Regions from separate parts of the Homo sapiens genome. Here all the other regions are linked to region 1. Evidence: chromatin loops called from intact Hi-C (ENCODE). Cell type or tissue: mammary epithelial cell. All regions are shown on one strand.

Region 1 (5,000 bases):
TGGTAAACTCTGTTCTTGTAAGGTTTACATTTTGAATTTCTAAAAATTTTGTCCAAAGGGATTCATTTCCTAGCTTTTATTTATTTTTAATGCAGTTTGAAACTTACTGTCCTAGATTAATCTAGCCTTAATTCTACCCGACCCTGCCTGACAACTGGGTTGCCTGGCAGCATGGTGGAGGGACAGGGAAGCTGAGATCCAAGCAGATTTCTCCTGGAGTCAGATTGCAGCAGGAGGTTTGGGTGAGGAAAGGCTGGACAGGGCGTGAACTCGCGGGGCTGTTGGCATCCAAAACGGATGTTCCTGCCCCCAAGCCTGATCCTGGTCACAGGGTTCCCACCTGAACAGTCACAATAGCCCCAAAACTGGTTTCCCTGTGTCCTCTTCCCCCACTATAATCCATTTGCCAAAGAGCCGCCAGAGGGACTTTTCAAAAATTCACAGCGGATCAAGTCACTCCCCTGCCTCTAACCCTCCAACACAGGGGTTCCCACCCCCTGGGGCCACGGACTGGTACCAGTCTGTGGCCTGTTAGGAACCGGGCCACACATCAGGAGGTGGGCCCTGTTGTGAACTGCGCATGTGAGGGATCTAGGTTGCACGCTCCTTACGAGAATCTAATGCCTGATGATCAGAGGTGGAACAGTTTCGTCTTGAAACCATCCCCTACAAACCCTGGTCCATGGAAAAACCGTCTTCTATGAAACCAGTCCCTGGTGCCAAAAAGGTTGGGGACTGGTGGTGTAACAGCTTCCAATTATTTTTAGCATAAAGTAAAACTCCTGGCCGGGTGCAGTGGCTCATGCCTAAAGTCCCAGCACTTTGGCAGATCGAGGTGGGAGGATCACTTTGGTCAGGAGTTTGAGACCAGCCTGGCCAACATGGCGAAACACTGTCTGTACTAAACATATAAAAATTAGCTGGGTATGGTGGCGCATGCCTGTAATCCCAGCTACTCAAAAGGCTGAGGCACAAGAATCGCTTGAACCCGGGAGGTGGAGGCTGTAGTGAGCTGAGATCATGCCATTGCACATCAGCCTGAGTGACCGAGTGAGACTGTGTTTCCAAAAAAACAAACAAAAACAAAACCAAAAGCTCACCACAGCCTCCCAGCCCCTGCACGTCCTGCCCCTACCCACTTTCTGATGTAATCTCATGCCATGCTCTCCGCATGGTTTACGGAAGGCCTCCACAGCACTGCTTCTTTCTGTTCCTTAAACATACCCATCCCTCCCACTGCCGGGCCTTTGCACAGGCTGGTCTTCCTTCCTGGAATGCTCTTCCTCCTCCAGGTCTCAGCTCGCATGAGGGAGGCCTTCCCTCACCACCTCAGCTGAGGCTGATGGTCCCCGCCCTGTAATTCTCTAGCACATCACCTGATTTCTCGCTTTTACAGCACTTATCCAAGTGTATGATTAGCTTGTTTATGTGTTTATAAACATCGTCTGCCTCCATCTCCAGATTACAGGCTCCAGAGTATTGGGACCCTGTCACGGGTTCACCACTGCATTCCAGCTCCTGTAACAGTGCTCTAGGTGGACACTTGATACATCATTGCTAAATGGATGGATAAATGAATAAATGAATGAATACATGATGAATTGAGGAACTGACCACAGAGAGATGAAAGGCACACCCAGAGGGTCCCCCAGGGCTGAAATGTGGAAAGAGGAAGGTCCTCTTTGGAAGGACAGTGGCCCCACTCTCTGGGCCTAAGAGAGGGATCTCTCTCTCTGGGAGTACGAGAGGGATCTCTCTCAAAGCCAGCCTCTGTCAACTCCCAGGACCCAGGCAACGCCATCTCCTGCAGCTGGGATGGTGTCTCGCTGACCTGTGCGTGCCATTGCACATTCTCAACAGCTATGACTCACCACAGGAAAACTGTCAGGGGAGCCTGCAGCATGCTGCTTTGAAGGAGCCCCAACGAATGACAGTAATAATGGTGGTCGTTTTTGAAACGACTGCACTGAGTTGGTTTACTTATTAAGAACCTAGTCTCTGGAGCCAAACTCCCAGGTTCACAGCCTGAGACCAACACTTTGTAGCTATGTGACCTTGGGTGAGTTCCTTAACCCCTAGGTGCCTCAGTTTTTTTCACACGTAAAATCGGAATAATAATAGTACCCATCTTATGGGGCAGATGAAAGCAACTAAGTGACAAAGTATTAGGCAGTTTACATAGATAACCAGGTTTCATATGAGTATTATTACAAAGTATTATGTATTTATTGAGCATTTACATGGTTTGGGAACAGTGCTGGGTATTTCATTACCTCATTTAATCCTCACAATGACCTTGAAAGGGGTTCATAATTGTCTCCATTTTACAGATCAGTAGACTGAAGCTCAGAGAGCTGAACTGAATTATCCATCCAAGTTACTGCCCCAAGTTATCCATCCAACTAGCAAAGGGTATAGTCAGACCACGAACCTGCCTGTCGCCCTTCCAAATTCTTTTCAACACATCAACTGTGTCTTTAAAAGAGAGGTTTCCAGAGTCCTCCTACCTGAGCAAGACTAGGCTGTTTGGAGCATTTCTTCCCACCTTCCTGGCAGGGCACACCCAGCCCTGGTCCCGCCTCCCCGGTTAGGAGCTGGCTGGCTGGCTGGAATTCGTGTCTGGGCAGCATTTCAGGCAGCCACACTCATTTTGCTTTCAATGCACACGCCTGGGAACTGAGCCAAACTGCAGAGAGGGCATCATCGGCCGGGGTGGGAGGTTGGATTTATCAACAGCTTCCTTCTGCTCCCCGGATGTGCCCGCACCGCACCAGTCCTTAGAAAATCCTCCTGCCCCAGGTCTGAGTAGAGGCATCTGGAGGCCGGGCCCGCTGCTTCTGTGCGCCACCTCGAGGGCATTTCAGTTACTGCATCAGCGAGCATGCTCTGCAAATGGCAAATCATTCTGATAGCCAGGTAAAAGGACAACTGAGAACAGTCAACTTTCTCCCCTGTCAACATGGTATCCTCCGTGGTCTGCTTCCTGGTACTCCAGCTACAGTTCCCAGAGCATCGTGCTCACTCCCACTTCCACACCTTTGGGTGTGCCATTTCTTTCTGCTTGAAATGACTCTCCTGACTCGCCTCCCAAACTCCTCCTATTGACTTTCCATTCTCAGCTCAAATACTTTCTCTTCCACGAAGCCTCCTTTGACTTTTATAGTCATATTGAGACATGCTTCCTATGTTCCCACGGTGTTTTATACCTACCCCTTTCTAAAAACATGCATTTTGGTGTCTGCCTCTGCACTCATGGTTAGCCCTAAGAAGGGAGAGGTGATGAGTTTCAACCTTTGCCTGGCCTTACAGGTCAAAAATGGGTGAGCTACAAATATGTTTTGTCTCCCTATTGTGTCTTAGAAAAATGTGAATATGTTGCTGATACTGAAAACTGGGAGTTTTGGCCAGGCGCGGTGGCTCACACCTGTAATCCCAGCACTTTGGGTGGTTGAGGCAGGAGGATTTCTTGAGCCCAGGAGTTCGAGACCAGCCTGGGCAACAAAGTGAGACTCTGTCTCTACAAAAAAAAAATTTTTTTTAAGTTAGCTGGGTGTGGTGGTGTGCACCTGTGGTCCTAGCTACACGGGAGGCTGGAGCAGGAGGATTGCTTGAGCCCAGGAGGTTGAGGCTGCAGTGAGCCCTGTTTATACCACTGCACTCCAGCCTGGGTGAGATCCTGTCTCAGAAAAGGTGGTGTCGGGGAGTTCCATATGAAAATCTAGGTGTCTGGCTTTTCTTTAAAAAATTGGAAGACATGGCACCCTGGACCTGCATTTCCCCAAAGCAACAATCAGCTGCAGTGGGGTAGTGGCTGCCCCCTTCAGACAGGCACATACTTTCTAGTTTGCCATGATCTCCACTAGTCACCCCGTGTATGCATGTGCTCTTGATCCCCAGAGAATGTTGAATTTGCAAGGAAGTGCTCAATAGATGTGCTTGCCAAATCAATGAATGGATGAAAGAACGGAAGAGAAAAATGAAATAGAGAAGTAAATCATGCAGGAAACAGTCTGGGTAGGAGACAAATTAATGAGATTTGCTGCCTGGCACGGTGGCTCACACCTGTAATACCAGCACTTTGGGGGGCCGAAGAGGGTGGATCACAAGGTCAAGAGATCGAGACCATCCTGGCCAACATGGTAAAACCCCGTCTCTACTAAAAATACAAAAAATTAGGTGGGCATGGTGGCACATGCCTGTAGTCCCAGCTACTTTGGAGGCTGAGGCAGGAGAATCACTTGAATCCGGGAGATGGAAGTTGCACTGAGCCGAGATCGTGCCACTGCACTCCAGCCTGGCAACAGAGCGAGACTTCATCTCAAAAAAAAAAAAAAATTAATGAGACTTCCTTGTGTCCCTTTTGGTTTCCTACCCTCAGTACTGAACCAGCAGGAAATGGCACAGCTTCTGGAAGGACAAACAGATTCTGTTTGACTGACCTTCAGAGAAAGAATGCATTAGGGGAGGGAGCCAGGAGATTTCAAGACCATGAAGACAAAGTCAGGAGAGGAGTCTGGAGGCTCAAATCCTTACATGAATGTCGAGTGTTTTGATTACAGCATCAAACCTAGAATGTCATTAGTGACCAGTGTTTCATCTGGGGATAGGATGACGCTTCATTATCCAGGAAAGTCCTTCACTCTCCGGGGCACTTGGCATCTCTGGTTCCTGCCACGAAATGTCAGGAGTATCCCCCTCCTTCTCACCTTACCCCTACTTTGGCCCAAGTCATAGTGACAACCATAAACGCCTCCACACATTTCTAAATGACCCCTGCTGAGATCCACTGGTCTAGAACCAGGATGACACTGGAACCACCATTTCTAGGCCTGACCCACATCAGACATTGCTAATTGACTACAGAACTTTTTCTACAGCCTCAGACTCCCTCTCCAATCAGCACTCCAGATAGCTTCCATGCATCAGCTGGAGCTGGCTGCCATGTTGGAGGTGTGCAATACAGCCTAGGCCCGTTGAATCTTCATAAAACCTTAAACAAC
Region 2 (5,000 bases), 300 kb before region 1:
AAAAGACCATTGTCTCAGTCCATTTGTGCTGCTGTAATAAAATACCTGAGGTAGTAATTTATAAGAACAGAAACTGGCCAGGTGCGGTGGCTCACGCCTGTAATCCCAACATTTTAGGAGGCTGAGGCAGGAGGATCACTTGAGGTCAGGAGTTCAAGACCAGCCTGAACAACATGATGAGACCCCATCTCTACTAAAAATACAAAAATTAGCCAGGTGTGGTGGTGCACACCTATAATCCCAGCTACTTGGGAGGCTGGGGCACGATAATTGCCTGAACCCACGGGACGGAGGCTGCAGTGAGCTGAGATCGCGCCACTGCACTCCAGCCTGGTCGACAGAGCAAGACACCATCTCCAAAAAGAACAGAAATTATTTCCTCACAGTTCTGGAGCCTGGGAATATAAGATCAAGGCACCAGCAGGTTTAGTGTCTGCTGAAGGCCCAGTCTCTGCTTCCAAGATGACACCTAGAATGCTGTTTCCTCACAGGGAAGAAGGAATGGAACAAAAAGGGTTGAACTTGCTCCCTCAGGCCCTTTTTTAAAGGTGCTGATCCCTAATACTATCTCCTTAAAGGTCCTACCTCTTAATGCTGTTGCACTGGGGGTTACGTTTCAACACGAATTTTGGAGGAAGCAAAAACATCCCAAACACAAAAACAATCTATAATAACAACTGAACCACTTCTCAGCAGAAACTTTTAAGTAGGTGGCAAGTAGAATGGACTACAGGGGATAAGGTTGGGAGCAGGAAGACCAAATAGGAGGCTATTGCAGTAATCCAGGCAAAACATAGTTATGGCCTAGACCAGGATGGTGGCAGTACATGCGTTCCAAGAGCACGTGACCAAGACAGTTGAGAAATGGTCAGAATTCTGGCCGTATGAAGGCACGACCAAAAGATCTGCTCTTAGACTACATGTGAAGCATGAGGCAAAGAAAGGAATTAAGAAGCCGAGTGCAATGACTCATATCTATAATCCCAGCACTTTGAGAAGCTGAGGTGGAGTTCAACACCAGCCTGGGCACAACACAGTAAGATCCCGTCTCTATAAAAAAAGGTAAAATAAAATAAAATTAGAAGGTACAGTGGCATACACCTGTAGTCCCAGCTACTTGGTAGGCTGAGGCAAGAAGACAGCTTGAGCCCAGGAGTTTAAGGTTCCAGTGAGCTATGACTGTGCCACTGTACTCCAGCCAGGGTGACAGAGCAAGACCCTATCTCTAAATAAATAAGCAGATAGACAGATAGATAGATAGGAATTAAGGTAGACTCTAAGGTGGCTGGGCTGAATTTGTAGAGGGACAGCATTACCATCAATTCAAATGGAGATGACCGCAGATGGAGCAGTCTGAGAAGGAAGATGAGGAGTCTCATTTGGGACATGTGTATGAGATGTATATTAGATGTATAAGGGCCCACTTGAAATTCCTGGTAATGATTTAAAGTGAAACCAATCCACAAAGTTCTTTTTCTCCAGTCTTGTTCAGCTGGCTGAACAGACAAAAGAATAGAGAAACCAGAATTGGACTGAACCAGATCGAAGCACTGCAGAACAAAGCAAAAGAAGGACAGGAGAGCAGAGGATGTGTGTGAGGGACTTTAAATTCACTCAGTACAGAAGGAGGTGAAGAATAGTGAAAATATAATAGAAACTAATGAAGTGAAGGTCCCAAGGGGACTTGAAGGCTTGTTGGAGTAAGGGTACCAGGTACCAGAGGAAACTAAGCCTGAAATATAGAAGAAAGAAATCAGAGAGGGACTTCAAGGAATTGAAATCATGGAGGGACTGTAGTTATTGATAATGTCAAAAACGAAGGTATAATCATAGGAATCCTGTGGGGGAGTAGGGAGAAGTAGAGAACAAGATCATTAGAAGAGAGAAATAATTGAGAGGTAAAGGTGTTGCAAGGGTCACCAGCATGTAAGCGCCATAAATTAACAGGAATAATGCTGGAAAGAGTGACGTTAAGACAGAATCTGAAGTTGTTGAGAAGTTAGGGGCAGTGACTCAGGGCGTCGACAGACGGCAGCAACGATAGAGTATTAGGTGATGTCGTCCAATAAGATCACATTTAAAAATCAAGGACAAGAGTGAAGAAACAGTCTGAGACATAAGAGAAAAACAGCCACCACTGGAGAGGGAAGAAATGACTCCAACAATGATCCTATGAGAAAGCTCAGGGCAAAAGAAAAACAACTGAAATTGGGCCTGGAGGAGACGCCAAATGCCAATTCTCTCCAAGCCTGATTCTTCTAATGGCTGCACTATAAGCCTAGAACCACCAGATGGAGCCCAAGCTCAGCTCCTCAAAAACACCAACGCTTGAAGGTGTTGAAAAAACCAAGCCTTCCGCTTCCATTCAGATTCTGCCCACCCCGAATACTGCTCCCTGTCCATCACTCTGCTTCTCTGGGTACATCTTTCTCTGTCCTCTCATCTTTGCCTCTTTTGGTCCCCCTTCTCCTTTCCCCAGCCTACCTGCTTCCTCATTCTCAAAAACGGAGAGGGAAAAAACCTCCTATAGTTTATGTTTTTAAAAAGAAAGCTTTTCCCTTTTAAAAACTCTTGCATTTGGCCTTCTGCCCAGTGGTACAATTAAAATCTTGTCAATGTATACACAGGGTTGGTTTGGGAGGACTTAATTAAGTTTAGACCACACACCAATTTTAAATGAGTGTATGATACAAAGGGTCTGTGTTGCCATCGTAGTCATTGGAAGACAAATGATATATGATTCATCTATAAAGTGCTTTAAAACAGCATATCCTCATAAATATGCTTAAACCATTAAATTGTGTATTTTAAAGAGATAAACTTCATGATAAATAAAGCATATCTCAATAAAGCTGTTAAAGAAAACCCAGCTTATCCTCAAACTGTAGCATTCTCTCAGCACATCTTATTTGTACTAGCTTATACTATAGTTTTCACAATCTCTTTTTCAAAAGAAGGAAACGTTAAACCTTAGTATAGCCCCATCTATAAATTATCATAATTCTGAATTCAGAGAGTCTGGGAATTATACCACCGTTTTATTTATTTGGCTTTTAGTGCCAATTTTATATGTTTTATCAAGACTCTGGATGATATGAATCAACTAGTACAGGCAATGAAAAAGCTAAACCCAGTAAATATGTAGCAAATACTTACTGGAAACATACAGAGAAAGCAGGTATTACACACCACTGCTTAAAACTCTCTAAAGGTCCTGGCTACTATTAGGATAAAGTCCAAATTCCCCATGATGGCACCCAAAGCCCTTCATGATGTGGCCCCGCCAGCCTCTTCATCTACATCCTCGCCCTCCCTCTTCCCTCTGGTCCCTCACTAGTTTGATTCCTTCTCATTTCTTCAGATCCCACTTTAGACAATACATCCTTCTGGAAAATTCTGGAGTGCCTTCTTCAAACCCCAGGCCAGATCTGGGCCTCTCTTTTTTGCTTTCACAGTCTGCTACATATTTCCCATCACAGAACCTATCACACTCTATTGCAGCTTTATTTACTCAATTCTTCTCTCCAACTTGTGTCACCACTATATTCTCAGTACCCAGCAGGGAGCCTAGCACACAGGGAATGCTGAAAATTCGATGAATTTGACTGATGAGTGAGCCTCCTAATTATCAAATAGCTTGTCGGCCCTTTGGCAATGACCATTAACAGAAAATAATAAGAATGTCCATGACCTAATCATGGATTACAAAGGAGAAAACAGATGGCAAGAGTGAACAGACAGCACAGAATCTCAGGCCCTGTGGTAATGCTCTGAATGATCTCATCCCTAGCCCTGTGCCACTTGCACAATGTCTCAACCACAATTCTCTCCCCCTGACCTGCTGGGAAGCCCTTTCTTGCAGGTCTATGCCACACAAACAGGACATAGACATCAAAAAACCACAACACTCACAGGATGTTCAGCTCTAGTTATCGGACCAAATGTTGGAGAAGTAGTAGAAAACATTTCTGGATCTTCCTCCACTCCTCAGAATGAGATTTCAGAGCCAGAAGGTAGCTAAAGATCATTTAGTCAACTGGTTTTCAAACTAGACTCAGCAAATCCCCTTGGGGTCATTTAGGGGAAAGACAACAGGGGAGATATTTTGAGCAGGCTGAACTCCAGGCTCCTTTCACTTACTCAACCAAAGCAACTGATTTTTAGCTTCTTACAATATTGGGCTTCTCCTATATGACTTTATTAAAGAATTCTACATAGCTTTTATTTAAAATAAAATCACTTACTTCATTCAAACCCCTTATTTTAGAAACAAGGAAACGGACTCAGAAGTAAATACTGTGCTTTTTCCAGCAGTTTAGCAAAAGTCAAGGACTTCAGTCTCCTGACTCTATGTTCAGGATTCTTCCCATTATGCAAAATCACCTCCTTATAAACTCTTAAGCATTTTTACAAAATGAGGAGTTCTAAGCACTACTCTATAAACAAACTAACAATGACAAAAGAGTATAAAGGAACAAATAAGTACAACCACAAATAGGGCAGTACTATACTACAGGCAATACTAAGTACCTTATATACATGATTTCTGCAGGTATCAGGAATCTCAGATCATTTACTTTACATGTTCCTACGTTACTCCACGGAGGTTTTCCCTCAATGTCCACACAAAAACAATATGGTAATCCCTGGACATGTAAAATGCTTAGCAGAATACCTTGCACATAAGTCACAACAAACAGTAAGCTACTACTATTATTCTATTCAGCTTTCACAATAACCTTATGGGGCAAGGACTCTCAAATTTTCCCAAAGTACGCAGCTAGCAAGGACAGTCAGAGTGAATCTAGGTCCAATTCCAAAGTTTATATTCTTTTAAGAATACCATACTGTTTGGCCAAGTCACTGATTTTCTCTATGCTTTAGTTCCTCTGAAAAAATAAAAGAATATCAACTACCTTACAGCAACACTATGCAATAAAGTTAGCAAAAGCACTTTGAAAAGTCCTATGCATACCTAAAGTAAGTTTCATCAGGGAAAA
Region 3 (5,000 bases), 230 kb before region 1:
CGACAGATAAGGCACCAAGGGCTCAGCAGCGCAATCCTTCTCCCAAGGTCATTCAAGTCAGTGAAGGTGCGACGGTGGAGCTGCAGGCAGTCTGGCCTTCTGGAAATCACACTACAGGGGTTTTGGGGGTGCCTACTCTCTTCCCCTCTCCCACCCGCAAGGGTGAGCACTGGCCTCGGCATTCCCGAAACAAGCCACAACAAGCTCTGCAGTGTTAGGAAAGGGGTTGACGCGATGAAGAAACAGATGCTCCAAAGCAAGATGGTCTTTCTCGGCTCACAGAGGCTCCTCCAAGGTTATGCACAGAAACCGCAGCCACCTCCAAGAGCTCTAAACCGGGCTCCGAAGCCCCAGCGCGGCCGCTGCGGGTCGCCAGGTTCCCTGCAGGCAGGCTCCGCAGCCAGAGGCCACCAGCCCCAGAAACCGCACTTCATTCCTGCGCTCCGGGAAGCCATGGCTCCTTCCCTGCCCGGGCGGCTGGGCGGGGGCCGGGGGTGCGCCGGGAGGCGGGCCCCGCGCTGCGGAAAGTTCACCGCGGCGGGCGGGGGGAGGCCCCGGCCCCGCTCGCCGGCGTCCCCCTGCAGATTCCACCATTAATTAGTCCTAAGGACTGTCTACTGGCAACTTAAACAAAGCGAATGCCTCGAATTCCTTCCCGGCCCAGCGGTCTGGCTGCGAGACCAGCAGAGCGCCCGGGACGCGGGCCGGCGCGGCCGACAGCTGCGGCGGCCGCGGGACCCCTCCCCGCCCGGCCCGCGGCCCGCGCCCCGCGCCCGCAGCTGGCCCCGCACGCCGGCCCGACGCGCTCCCAAACCGCCCTCCTCCTCCTGCTGCTGCAGCTCCCGGGCCCTTCCTGTCTGATCACTTCCTTCCTCCGGTGCCCGCCGGGCCCCGCGCAGCCCCCTCCACGGCCGCCTCGTCGCCCCCCGCCCCTGTCGGCCCGCGCCCCCTCCCCCAACCCCAAACTCTACCCCCGAAACTCTTCGCCGCCCCCTCGAAAATGTCTCCTCCGCGTCTCTGCCCCAAACATTTCTCCTCAGAGTCTCGCTCCCACCAAGAAGTCTCCTCAGAACCTTCCCTCCCCCTCCCGAGGAAAAATCTCCTCAGAGTCTCTTCCTCCAACTCCACAAACATGTGCTGGGTCTCGCCCCAAAAGGTCTCCTCCTGAGCCCTTCCTCCAAAATCCATTCCAACTCTCCCCCAACTCCACACCCCATCTCTCCTCGGCTGCGCCCGCGGTTTCTTCTGCCCCGTGGCCGCGGGTGCCCCGACCTCACCCGGGACCGGCCTCCCAACCCCGCCGCCCTCCCCTCCCCGCGCCGCGCTCCCGCCGCCGCCGCCTCACGGACCCTCACCTCTGCGGCCCCGAACCGCGCTCCCGCCAGCGAAGGGTTCCGCCGCTCAGCTGCCAGCGACCGGCGCCTCCTCTGGCTCCGCGGGACTGACAATGAGGGGCGGGGCCAAATTGTGACGTCAGCGTTCTGGAAGGCGGGGTCTTTGTGATGGGCGGGGTTGTCTGTAGGCCCCGCCCCCTCCGTCCTTTTTTTCCCTTCCCAGGACTTAGACTCCACCAAGTTTTTATTGCCTCCGTAGCTGGGTCCTGTGCTAGGCGCCCTGGGAAATCGAAATGGAAGACAAGACTTCTCGATTTCAGGAGGGACACTTTCGGCCCGCGTGGTGGCTCAAGTCTGTAATCCCAGAACTTTGGGAGGCTGAGGCGGACGGATCGCTTAAACTCAGAAGTTCGAGACCAGCCTGGGCAACATGGCGAAACCCCATCTCTATAAAAAATACAAAAATTAGCCGGGAGTGGTGGCGCCCGCCGGTAAGCTAAAGTAGGAGGATCGCTTGAGCCGAGGGAGGTCGAGGCTGCAGTGAGCCGTGATCGTGCCACTGCACTCCGGCGTGGGTGACAGAGTGAGACCCTGTCTCAAAAGAAAAAGAAAAAAGCGGGACACTCTCAGTAGGGTTGTGAGGATTAAATGAGATAATCAATGGAAAGGTGCTTAGCCTAGAACCTGATATGGAATAATCACTCAACAAATCCTATTTCTATTACTCTGCAAATGCAGAGAAGGAACTCAGCTCAGACTCGGGAGGCATGGGTTCCCGTCCCCCACTGTGCTATTAATTCTTTGTGTGATGCTAGACAAGTACTTTCCCATCTATGTTCCCGATTTTCATCTTCTTTAAAATGGGAAGGGGGAATAACCAGATGATCTCAAAATCCCCTCCCATACTTCTATGACATACTTCCTTTAAGTCTACTATCTAAAAGGCACCTAGTGCCCTGAGAAGCCAGGAGGAAGGCTTCAAAGACAGCCCAAGACCCACACCCAGCATAGTACAGGACACAGCCAGAGACTGCTCTCGCTGCGGATGCCCTCCCACACGCTGGCACGCAGCAGCATTCACAAGCCAGGACACAGATGGGCTGAGGGCTGCTTCCTCTCTGACTACAGCAGCATGGTTGGTCTCTTGAGACATCTCTTGTGTAAGCTCTTTATTGCCTATGGAATAAAGGCCAAAGCCCTGGCCTGGTATGATCACTTCCTACCTTTACACACACACACACACACACACACACACAAAGTTTATCCAAACTTCTCTTAGCACACCCACTGCTTTCCCACATTTGACCCTTTGCTGAAGCTCTTCCCCTGCTGTCTCACCTCCCAGCTTCTCCCAGCCAGAAAGCAATCCTCCCTGTTCTGAATAACCAATAACATTGTGTTTAACCCTCACGTGGGCATGAACACTACAACTTATAAAGAACTGACCTCCCATTTGTTTCTTAGCACTTCCTGGAGGTCAGAACCCACACATGTTTGTGGAGCTCAAGCTCTGATGCCAGAAAACCCTGGGATCATATGTTCTGGGGTCATAATAGCCATCTCTGAGCCTGTCTTCTCATCTATAAAATGGGGATAATAATATAGTCTTGTGGTGTTTGTTTTAAAATTACCTAAGATACTGTATGGAAAACATCAGGCACAGTGTTCCACAAACAATATGAACAATATGATTGTCATTCTTATTTTCTTTTTCTTTCTTTTTTTTTTTTTTTTTTTTTGAGACGAATTTTCTCTCTTGTCGCCCAGGCTGGAGTGCAGTGGCACGATCTCAGTTCACTGCAACCTCTGCCTTCCAGGTTCAAGAGATTCTCCTGCCTCAGCCTCCCAAGTAGCTGGGATTACCGGCACTTGCCACCACACCTGGCTAATTTTTGTATTTTTAGTAGAGACGGTGTTTCACCATGTTGGCCACGCTGGTCTCGAACTCCTGACCTCAGGTGATCCACTCACCTTGGCCTCCGTAAGTGCTAGGATTACAGACGTGAGCCACCACATCAGGCCCCTGTCATTCTTATTTTCAGTAGTATTATATTGACCAGGCGCGGTTGCTCATGCCTGCAATCCCACCACTTTGGGAGGATCACTTGAGTCCAGGGGGATGGATCACTTGAGTCCAGGAGTTTGAGACCAGCCTGGGCAACATGGCAAAACCCCGTCTTTACAAAAAATACTAAAAATTAGCCAGGCCTGGTGGTGCCCGTGCAGTCTCAGCTACTCAGGAGGCTGTGGTGGGAGGATCCCTTGAACCTGGGAGGTGGAGGCTGCAATAAGCCATGATAATGCCACCGCACTACAGCCTGGTGACAGATCGAGACCCTGTCTCAAAAAAAAAAAATATATATATATATATATAATTACTGTATGATTTATATATGTATTTTTATATATAACTACTATAATCAGTATTATTTCTAGTTATTAACACCACACAGCACCTCATAACAATCCACCTAATCATTTCATATGGAAGACTTTAGGGTCTTGAGAAAGGAAGAGGCTTGCTGAAAGTGGCCCTGCAAAGCATTCCCATTGGAATGGAAACCAGCACTCCAGTCTGCAGACCCCAGATGGATTCAGCAGAGTCACATCTGATGATGCCCCAGGGCATCTCTGCCATTCAGCATGCCTCCAAGCTGGGGTCAGCGTGTAGTTCTCTCTGAGAGTTCTTTGCAGCACAGCTGACCCATTTCTGCTTCATGCCTTTCTCCTCTCACCTTCTTTACAGAGACGTGGATCTGTGTTAAACCGCCCTTGGCATCTCTGCAATCCTCTAGGAGAACTGCAATGAGGCACTGGGCATTTCTAGAGCACTGGCCTGTGGAAGGAGGGGAGGAACTTTGGGGTTCTGATTAATTTCCTATGCTGCAGGCAGGCACATGGGTGTCCTGAAATGCCTGGCCCGGTCTTCAAAGGCCTCTAATAAATTATAGCTTATTTTTAGAAAAAATATTCAAAAACACCACTTCCTGTGAAAAGTAATCATGGCTGTAAGATTGCTGGAGGCAAAGGAAGGGCCTTTACTGAGTTGCTCCTAAGGGCTAATGCTGATTCCAAGTACCACAAACCCTTGGAAGGAAGAACCCAGGACATATAAGGGAGGTTCTGAAGAAAGAACTTTCTCCCCAGGACCCATGATCCCAGCAACCACTTATTGATTTATTCATAGCAAAAGCTTTGGCACAGGAAAGATCGGGATTCAAAACCCAGCTCTGCCACTTACTAGTTATGTAATCTTGGGCTTTTAGGTCTCTGCACCTCAGTTTCTCATCTGCAAAATGGAAATAATAATACTACCTTTCTCACACAGTGCCTGTGAGGGTTAAACATGTGAAAGAGCTGAGTTCAGAGCCTGGCACCTAGTTCATGCCAGGATATAGTGGTTGCTGTTACTATTTGAACATGTCCTCATCCTCCCAGCAAGACCTCCATTAGTAAAAGGAAAGGAATAGATTTGTATGATTGGACAATAAAGGTCTCTATTGGGCATTGTTAAGTGAAAAGAGTAAGAGTAAGTTGCCGAATTACAAGTGTAGTAGGATCCTGTAGTTATAGTTTGTAATATATGCTTAGTATATGCATAGAAAAATATGGAGACTATAAAGAACTAAATAGGCCAGGCGCAGTGGCTCACACCTGTAATCCCAG

What was found. Hi-C counts contacts between places; a loop is a spot of excess contacts. Peaks named below come from ENCODE experiments on the same cell type or tissue, not always from the same donor. Only the 100,000 strongest peaks of a DNase experiment are listed, where the experiment ranks them.
Region 2: it touches region 1 in a loop (5-fold over the local background); 11 of 110 quality-filtered maps call a loop at or near these places.
Region 3: a loop joins it to region 1, with 10 times the contacts of the local background. A loop is called at or near these places in 2 of 110 quality-filtered maps.

What each region holds. Positions count from the first base shown.
Region 1 is chr1:23,401,275-23,406,274 of GRCh38, forward strand. All of the region lies in intron 5 of TCEA3 (transcription elongation factor A3), which reads right to left. Among named protein-coding and RNA genes, the nearest start is that of TCEA3, 21 kb to the right of the region's middle. RefSeq lists an enhancer at 2,756-2,805. In mammary epithelial cell, a CTCF peak has its summit at 2,856 (motif pointing left); DNase peaks (open chromatin) are centred at 1,867 and 2,677; H3K4me3 peaks cover 195 bases; H3K27ac peaks cover 1,713 bases.
Region 2 is chr1:23,096,616-23,101,615 of GRCh38, forward strand. All of the region lies in intron 2 of LUZP1 (leucine zipper protein 1), which reads right to left. Among named protein-coding and RNA genes, the nearest start is that of MIR3115, 55 kb to the left of the region's middle. In mammary epithelial cell, a CTCF peak has its summit at 2,286 (motif pointing right); DNase peaks (open chromatin) are centred at 2,306 and 3,816; H3K27ac peaks cover 1,975 bases.
Region 3 is chr1:23,167,411-23,172,410 of GRCh38, forward strand. It overlaps LUZP1 (leucine zipper protein 1), which reads right to left and starts at 1,446. Exons shown (of 4, transcript NM_001395462.2): 1 at 1,356-1,446. RefSeq lists enhancers at 152-683, 684-1,215, 2,291-2,340 and silencers at 455-594, 1,586-1,645. In mammary epithelial cell, no CTCF peak of the experiment used is centred here; DNase peaks (open chromatin) are centred at 231, 1,501 and 2,541; H3K4me3 peaks cover 2,411 bases; H3K27ac peaks cover 3,217 bases.